Regions from separate parts of the Homo sapiens genome. Here region 1 is linked to region 2. The links are chromatin contacts, found by Hi-C or POLR2A ChIA-PET in ENCODE. All regions are on one chromosome and are shown on one strand. Each heading gives the region's core, a stretch centred on a gene start or an enhancer-like site at or near the end of the contact. The rest is flanking DNA. Distances are from core to core; before and after follow the strand shown.

The links. A loop is a pair of places that touch in the nucleus more often than their neighbours do. ChIA-PET counts read pairs that join two places held with the same protein, here RNA polymerase II (POLR2A). Pooled maps may share reads with other maps.
Region 1: a loop to region 2 is called in a map of naive thymus-derived CD4-positive, alpha-beta T cell, with 20 times the contacts of the local background. The contact joins the promoter of MRPL4 here to the promoter of TMED1 in region 2. A Hi-C loop is called at or near these places in 1 of 168 maps with a recorded cell type or tissue (naive thymus-derived CD4-positive, alpha-beta T cell), 1 of 37 single-sample maps with no recorded cell type and 7 of 50 pooled maps. POLR2A ChIA-PET finds 5 or more read pairs at or near these places in 1 of 52 experiments (AG04450).

Annotation. Positions count from the first base shown.
Region 1 is chr19:10,250,376-10,253,530 of GRCh38, forward strand. MRPL4 (mitochondrial ribosomal protein L4) reads left to right here and starts at 1,839. Exons shown (of 9, transcript NM_015956.3): 1 at 1,839-1,935; 2 at 2,022-2,088; 3 at 2,176-2,326. The coding sequence starts at 1,879. RefSeq lists enhancers at 1,194-1,767, 1,222-1,371, 1,502-1,911, 1,768-2,341.
Region 2 is chr19:10,834,354-10,837,520 of GRCh38, forward strand. It overlaps TMED1 (transmembrane p24 trafficking protein 1), which reads right to left and starts at 1,859. Exons shown (of 4, transcript NM_006858.4): 1 at 1,656-1,859; 2 at 903-1,000; 3 at 581-764. The coding sequence starts at 1,838. It also overlaps a transcript of C19orf38 not described here. RefSeq lists enhancers at 357-994, 1,632-2,268, 2,034-2,133.

The DNA.
Region 1 (3,155 bases), core at 589-3,088, 580 kb before region 2:
CAATGCGGGAGAATTGCTTGAGCCCAGGAGTTCAAGACCAGCCTGGGCAACATTGGGAGACCCACCCCCCGCCATCTCTACAAAAAAAAAATTAGGCCGGGCGCGGTGGCTCAGGCCTGTAATCCCAGCACTTTGGGAGGCCGAGGCGGGTGGATCACCTGAGGTCAGGAGTTCAAGACCAGCCTGGCCAACGTGGTGCCACACTGTCTCTAATAAAAACACGAAAATTAGGGCCGGGCTCGGTGGCTCACGCCTGTAATCCCAGCACTTTGGGAAGCCGAGGCGGGCGGATCACGAGGTCAGGAGATTGAGACCATCCTGGCTAACACGGTGAAACCCCCTCTCTACTAAAAATACAAAAAGTTAGCCAGGTGTGGTGGCGGGCGCCTGTAGTCCCAGCTACTCGGTAAGCTGAGGCAGGGAATCGCTTGAACCCGGGAGGCCGAGATGTGCGATCTCACACCACTGCACTCCGGCCTGGGCGACAGAGCGATACTCCATCTCAAAATACAAATACAAAATAAAAAAATACAATACAAAAATGAGCCGGGCTTGCGTACCTGTAGACCAGCTACTCAGGAGACAGAGGCAGGAGAATCCCTTGAGCTCTGGAGGTCGAGGCTGCAGTAAGCCATGATCTTGCCCATTGCACTCCAGCCTGGGCGACAGAGGAAGACCTTGTCTCTAAAAACCAAAACAAAGAAACTAAAAATAAGCATTCGGATTTGTTAGGGGGCGACAAGGGAGGCACTCCAGGATCTGTGGACTCCCCACTTTGTTCTGTCCTTGGAGAGCCCTGGAAGGTCTGAGAGGGGACGGGACCTGGTTTAAGGGGGTAGGGGAGAGGACCCTGGTCTAGGGGGTAAGGGACACAAATACCTAATCTGAGGGGTTTCGGGGGGACATGGCCCTGCCCTGGGGAATCTAAACTGGGAGGCATGGTCTGGCAGGCCCAATCCTGAAGGCTTTCTGAGGGCAATAAGGCCCTGCCTTTAAACAAATGAAAAAACGCCAGGCACGGTGGCTCACGCCTGTAATCCCAGCACTTTGGAAGGCTGAGGCGGGAGGATCACGAGGTCAGGAGATCGAGACCATCCTGGCTAACGCGGTGATACCCGTCTCTACTAAAAATACAAAAAATTAGCCAGGCGTGGTGGCGGGCGCCTGCAGTCCCAGCTACTCGGGAGGCTGAGGCAGGAGAATGGCGTGAACCCAGGAGGCGGAGCTTGCAGTGAGCCGAGATCGCGCCACTGCACTCCAGCCTGGGCAACAGAGCAAGACTCCGTCTCAAAAAAAACAAAAACAAAAACAAAAACAAAAACAAAAAAACAAATAAAAAAACAAAACCACATAACTGGATAAAGAAAAAACCATCTCCGACAGCCTTGGAGGCGGGATGAAGGCGTGGCCCGGTGGGCGTGACCAACAGCAAAAGTTTAAGCGTTATTGGCTGTATTCCTTAGTTGCTCACTCCAGAACTGCCCACTTATGGGCGGGGGTCACTCCTTCAGGCTTAACAGTCATTGGCTGAATTGGGCCAGAGAGGTCTCATTGGCTGAATTCCTGCACCGGCTCGTCGGAGGCGGGACCCAAAGTAGGCTAGGCCTACGGAAGCTGGGTCTTCTTGCTGTGAGGTCGCGTTCCCCAGTGTTACGGAGGGTCCTTGAGGCAGGAGTGAAAATTGGGTCTGGGGGTTAGTCCTGGGGTGGAGGTCTGGGCACGCCGGGTCGGACCCCCTCCATCTTCGGTTTTGCACACCCCGCTTTCCAGCGCGGAGTCGCGGCGGGTAGGGCGGCGTCGCGTGCGTGACGTCATCCAGCGGCGCCTCGCGAGGCTCCAGTGGCCTTGACCTCCCGCGGCGTGGGAGGCTGCGCGGCGATGCTGCAGTTCGTCCGGGCCGGGGCGCGGGCCTGGCTTCGGCCTACCGGCAGCCAGGTGAGGCCAGGGGCTGGAGGCGTGGTCGAAGGATGAAATTTGGGGGTGTCCAGGGGTCGTCTCTCACTTTCGCCCAACCCTTGCAGGGCCTGAGTTCCCTGGCGGAAGAGGCAGCGCGTGCGACCGAGAACCCGGAGCAGGTGGCGAGCGAGGGTAAGGCAACCGGGGTGGCTCCAGGAGGGGCGGCGACAGAGAGGTCTGACCCTTGACCCTAACCTCTGACCCCCGCAATCGCTCCAGGTCTCCCGGAGCCCGTGCTGCGCAAAGTCGAGCTCCCGGTACCCACTCATCGACGCCCAGTGCAGGCCTGGGTCGAGTCCTTGCGGGGCTTCGAGCAGGAGCGCGTGGGCCTGGCCGACCTGCACCCCGATGTTTTCGCCACCGCGCCCAGGTGAGCGAGGGCTGTAATGGTGAACTGAGTGGCAGAGGGATGAAGAGCGGGATTTCAGGAGTCACGATGACTTTGGGCTTGTACCCTTGGGAAAGTGCTGTATTTCTACAGCCTCCGTTTCTCCACCTGTCAAAGGGGAATGATGACAGTTTCCCCTGCTGTAGCGCTGTGTGAGATTGAAGCCTGAGAGGTGACATCATCTAAGGGTTAGGGAGACAGAATTCTGGAGCCCGACTGATTAGGTTCAAATCCTGCCTTCCCCTCTTGTCCCTCAGTGTCCCTATTTTGTCAGCGGTCGGGAGGTTGCTGTGATGAATAAATGACTTAATTCTGGCACATAATAAGTTCTATAGAAATGTTGATAATCTTTGTTAACTGGTTTTTGCAAATAAGAGCACTAAAAAGACTAAACCATTCCTCGGTGCCTGGAAGAGGCTGTTTGCATTTTAGTTACCCTGCTGTTCATAACATCTCTAAGAAAATGTAGGGGCCACCCTGGGCGCAGTGGCTCACGCCTGTAATCCCAGCACTTTGGGAGGCCAAGGCGGGCGGATCACGAGGTCAGGAGATCGAGACCATCCTGGCTAACATGGTGAAACCCCGTCTCTACTAAAAATACAAAAAAAAATTAGCCGGGCGTGGTGGCGGGCGTCTGTAGTCCCAGGTACTCTGGAGGCTGAGGCAAGAGAATGGCGTGAACCCGGGAGGCGGAGCTTGCAGTGAGCCGAGATCGCGCCACTGCACTCCATCCTGGGCAACACTCTGTCTCAAAAAAAAAAAAAAAAAAGAAAGAAAAGAAAATGTAGGGGCCAGTTACTGTGGCTCACAT
Region 2 (3,167 bases), core at 609-3,108:
GGTCTGCTTCACAAGGTGGTTTGGAGATTTACGGTATGAGTTATTTATGATATGAGTTCCTTAAACCTTTACACCAGGGTTTATACCTAGAAATGAACTACTTTTTTTTTTTTTTTTTTTTTTGAGACGGAGTTTTGCTCTTATTGCCCAGGCTGGAGTGCAATGGTGCGATCTCGGCTCACTGCAACCTCTGCCTCCCAGGTTCAACTTCCACCTCCTGGGTTCAAGTCATTCTCTGGCCTCAGCCTCCTGAGTAGCTGGGATTACAGACGCCCGCCACCACACCCGGCTAATTTTTGTATTTTTAGTAGAGACGGGGTTTCACCATGTTGGCCAGGCTGGTCTCAAAACTCCTGACCTCAGGTGATCCACCCGCCTCAGCCTCCCAAAGTGCTGGGATTACAGGCGTGAGCCACCGTGCCCGGCCTGAAATGAACTACTTATTTTAAGAGCTGCTACTCTTACTATAATTCAGTTGGAGGGCACAACTACGGAGGGGAGGCTGGGTCAGCCCAAGGGGGGCACCCCAGGTGAATCCTAGAGATCTGGAAGGAGTGGCCCCAGCGCAGCCTGGACACACCTTGATGTCCTCCATTTTAACATCCAGCATCTCCTCGGGCTCCACAGCCTCTGCCCATCCTTCGACCTCCTCGTCATCCTGGAGGCTGTCAAAGATCAGTTCAAAGAACACCAGCTTCTCGGAGATGGTGCTGAAGGAGTTGTCAAAGCACAGCTTGTAGTCCCCGGCCTCCGTTGGCTCCACCCTGGGCAGACAGACACACAGACATGACCCAGGGTGGCCAGCCAGCCGACTCAGCGGGGCAGTCAGGGCGGTAACCTGAGGCCGCCTGGGAAGGGCAGGGCTGTAACTGAACCCAGGCAGGCATCAAGACTGAACTCACGTGTGTACCCCATCAGCCTTGCGGGACTCGCTGACCAACAGCACGCCCTGAGGGCTCTCCAGCGTGAAGTCCACGTCCAGTCCAGCACCTCCGATCACCTGGGGGGCAGGTAAGAGCGGGTGGAGGGCTAGCGGTAGGCCAAGGGCGCCTGCCGAAGAGGGCTACGGCTGAACCAACACTGATCAATACAGACCACCAAGGGCTTACCTGAACGGCGGCACACCCACACCCGCCCCAACCTGTCCCAGTGGCTGCGCCCCTTGCCTCCACCCTCATTGATATGACAGCTTGGGGTCCATACTTTCAGCTGACCACGCACCTACCAAAAGTACTTAATGGACGTTTACCTGACCACGCCCCTGGTTGGCTCCGCCTCCGAAAGAGGATAGGCCCAGCCTTTTTCCTTAGTCTAACCCCCGAGAAAGGCCTGTGTGGGCAACGCCCCCGCAGTTGACCTATCAGCACTATCGCCACGCCCACCAGCCAGAGTCCTGTCCTCTCAGAGGCTCCCTATACTTATCGATGGCCCCGCCCCCTCTGGATCTCTTACTCTAGCCCCGCCTGCTTCATTACTCCCTCCCCTTCCGCTCCCACACACCGTCCCCGCCCCATCTGTCCATCTCTTTCTAGCTCCGCCCCCGCGCTCCCAAGCACGGATTCCTCCCCCTTCCTCCTAAAGCGCGCCTCGCCTCGACCGCTTGGCCACGCCCCCTCTCCCTGACTCTGCTGGCCGCCCAGCCCGCGACCCTCTACCTGGTATTCGGTCTCGAGGCTTGCGTTGGCCGGCGCGGACTGGTAGAAACACTGCTTCCTCCCCGCCGGCAACAGGAACGTGAACTCACCGTCCTGGATTGGCGGGGGCCCCGCCCCTCCCACCTCCACTGGTGGCATTAGTAGCCACAAGGCCAGGGCTAGGGCCGCGCCGGCCGCCATCATCCGGGTCACCCTCTGGTCTGCAAAGGGGTCGCGGCTCCTTTAAGCGCTAGCCCTGCCCCGGTGCTACTCGGCGGAGCTCATTGGCAGTGGCTTCTGTATGTTGTCCGTAACCAGAGGTGCCAGGAGTGAAGGACCCCCCCACTAGAGGGCAGGCGGCCCGAATGAATGCCTGATGTGCCCAGAAACACTCAACCGTCTGGGAATATTTTTCTCAAAGGCTTCGGCTCTCTTCTCGGCCGCTGGTGGAGGAAAATTACAAAAATAAGTGCCATGATGGCGCATCTTTTGTAGGCAGTAGCTAAGACAACTAAAGTTACAGGCGGCAGGGTCCTTTTTAGTCACCTCCACGTGGTTTTCCCAGAGTGCGCCGCGCGTGACAACCTTTGGCGGGACCGACGTGGTGGAGTGGACCCAAAAATAGCGTCTAGGCGTGGCCCTGTACGCGACCCGTAGGGCTCGCCTATAAAAGGGCTGGGGCGGGGCGGAGATACCTGTGGCGTCGTGTTTTGCTTGCTCTGTGAGCGTGGTCCAGGTTCGACGCCTTTTGCGCCTTAGAGGCATCAGCGTATCAGTTTCCTCGTAAGTCGGGAGTGATGGAACGACCACCCTGTAGTGCGGCTGTGAGAATTGAGATGAGGCTTGGTTCATATTGAGTGCTCAGCTTTCCTGGCTTATAGACAGTGGAGGGGCGTGGCCCCACCATGCACCCCAAGGGTCTCAGACTCAAGGGCCAGCAGGTAAATAGAGCCATTACAGTAGCCTCGGGTCAGAAAAACGACAGCCCAGGTAGGAAGAGATAAGGACAGTGTGGGACTGGGAGCCACGTTGCCTGGTTCAGCTCCTGCCCCACCCATTACTTGAGGCATTCCCTCTGTTGAGCCTCAGTTTCCTCTTCTGCAAAATGGGGATAATAGGCCTACGCTACTGGGCTGTCTTTAGGATACGTGAAATGCTTGTTGAGTGCTTGCTTCCGCAGTGCGTGGGACATCACAGGCCCTCAGTAAATAATAATCTGTTATTTGGTTCCCGTCTAAACATAAACTGTGTACAGGGAGATGTTTAGTCTTCAAAGATAAACCCGGAAAAGGTTGGCAGGTGATGACAAAGATCCCTCAAATACAGCTGGCTGTTGTCAGCACTTTCCTGCATTTGGAGAATTTGGGGAAGTAGCTCTTTGTAATATCAGTTTGGTATTCCTTTTCACTCCAACTTTTTCTATCATTTACACTCACTGCTTGGACAATTTGAAGTAACAGTGGAGAACGGGTGACTCCTTTTCTTTTTTTTCTTTTTTTTTTTAATTTTTTTTTCCTTTTTTTTTTTTTTTTT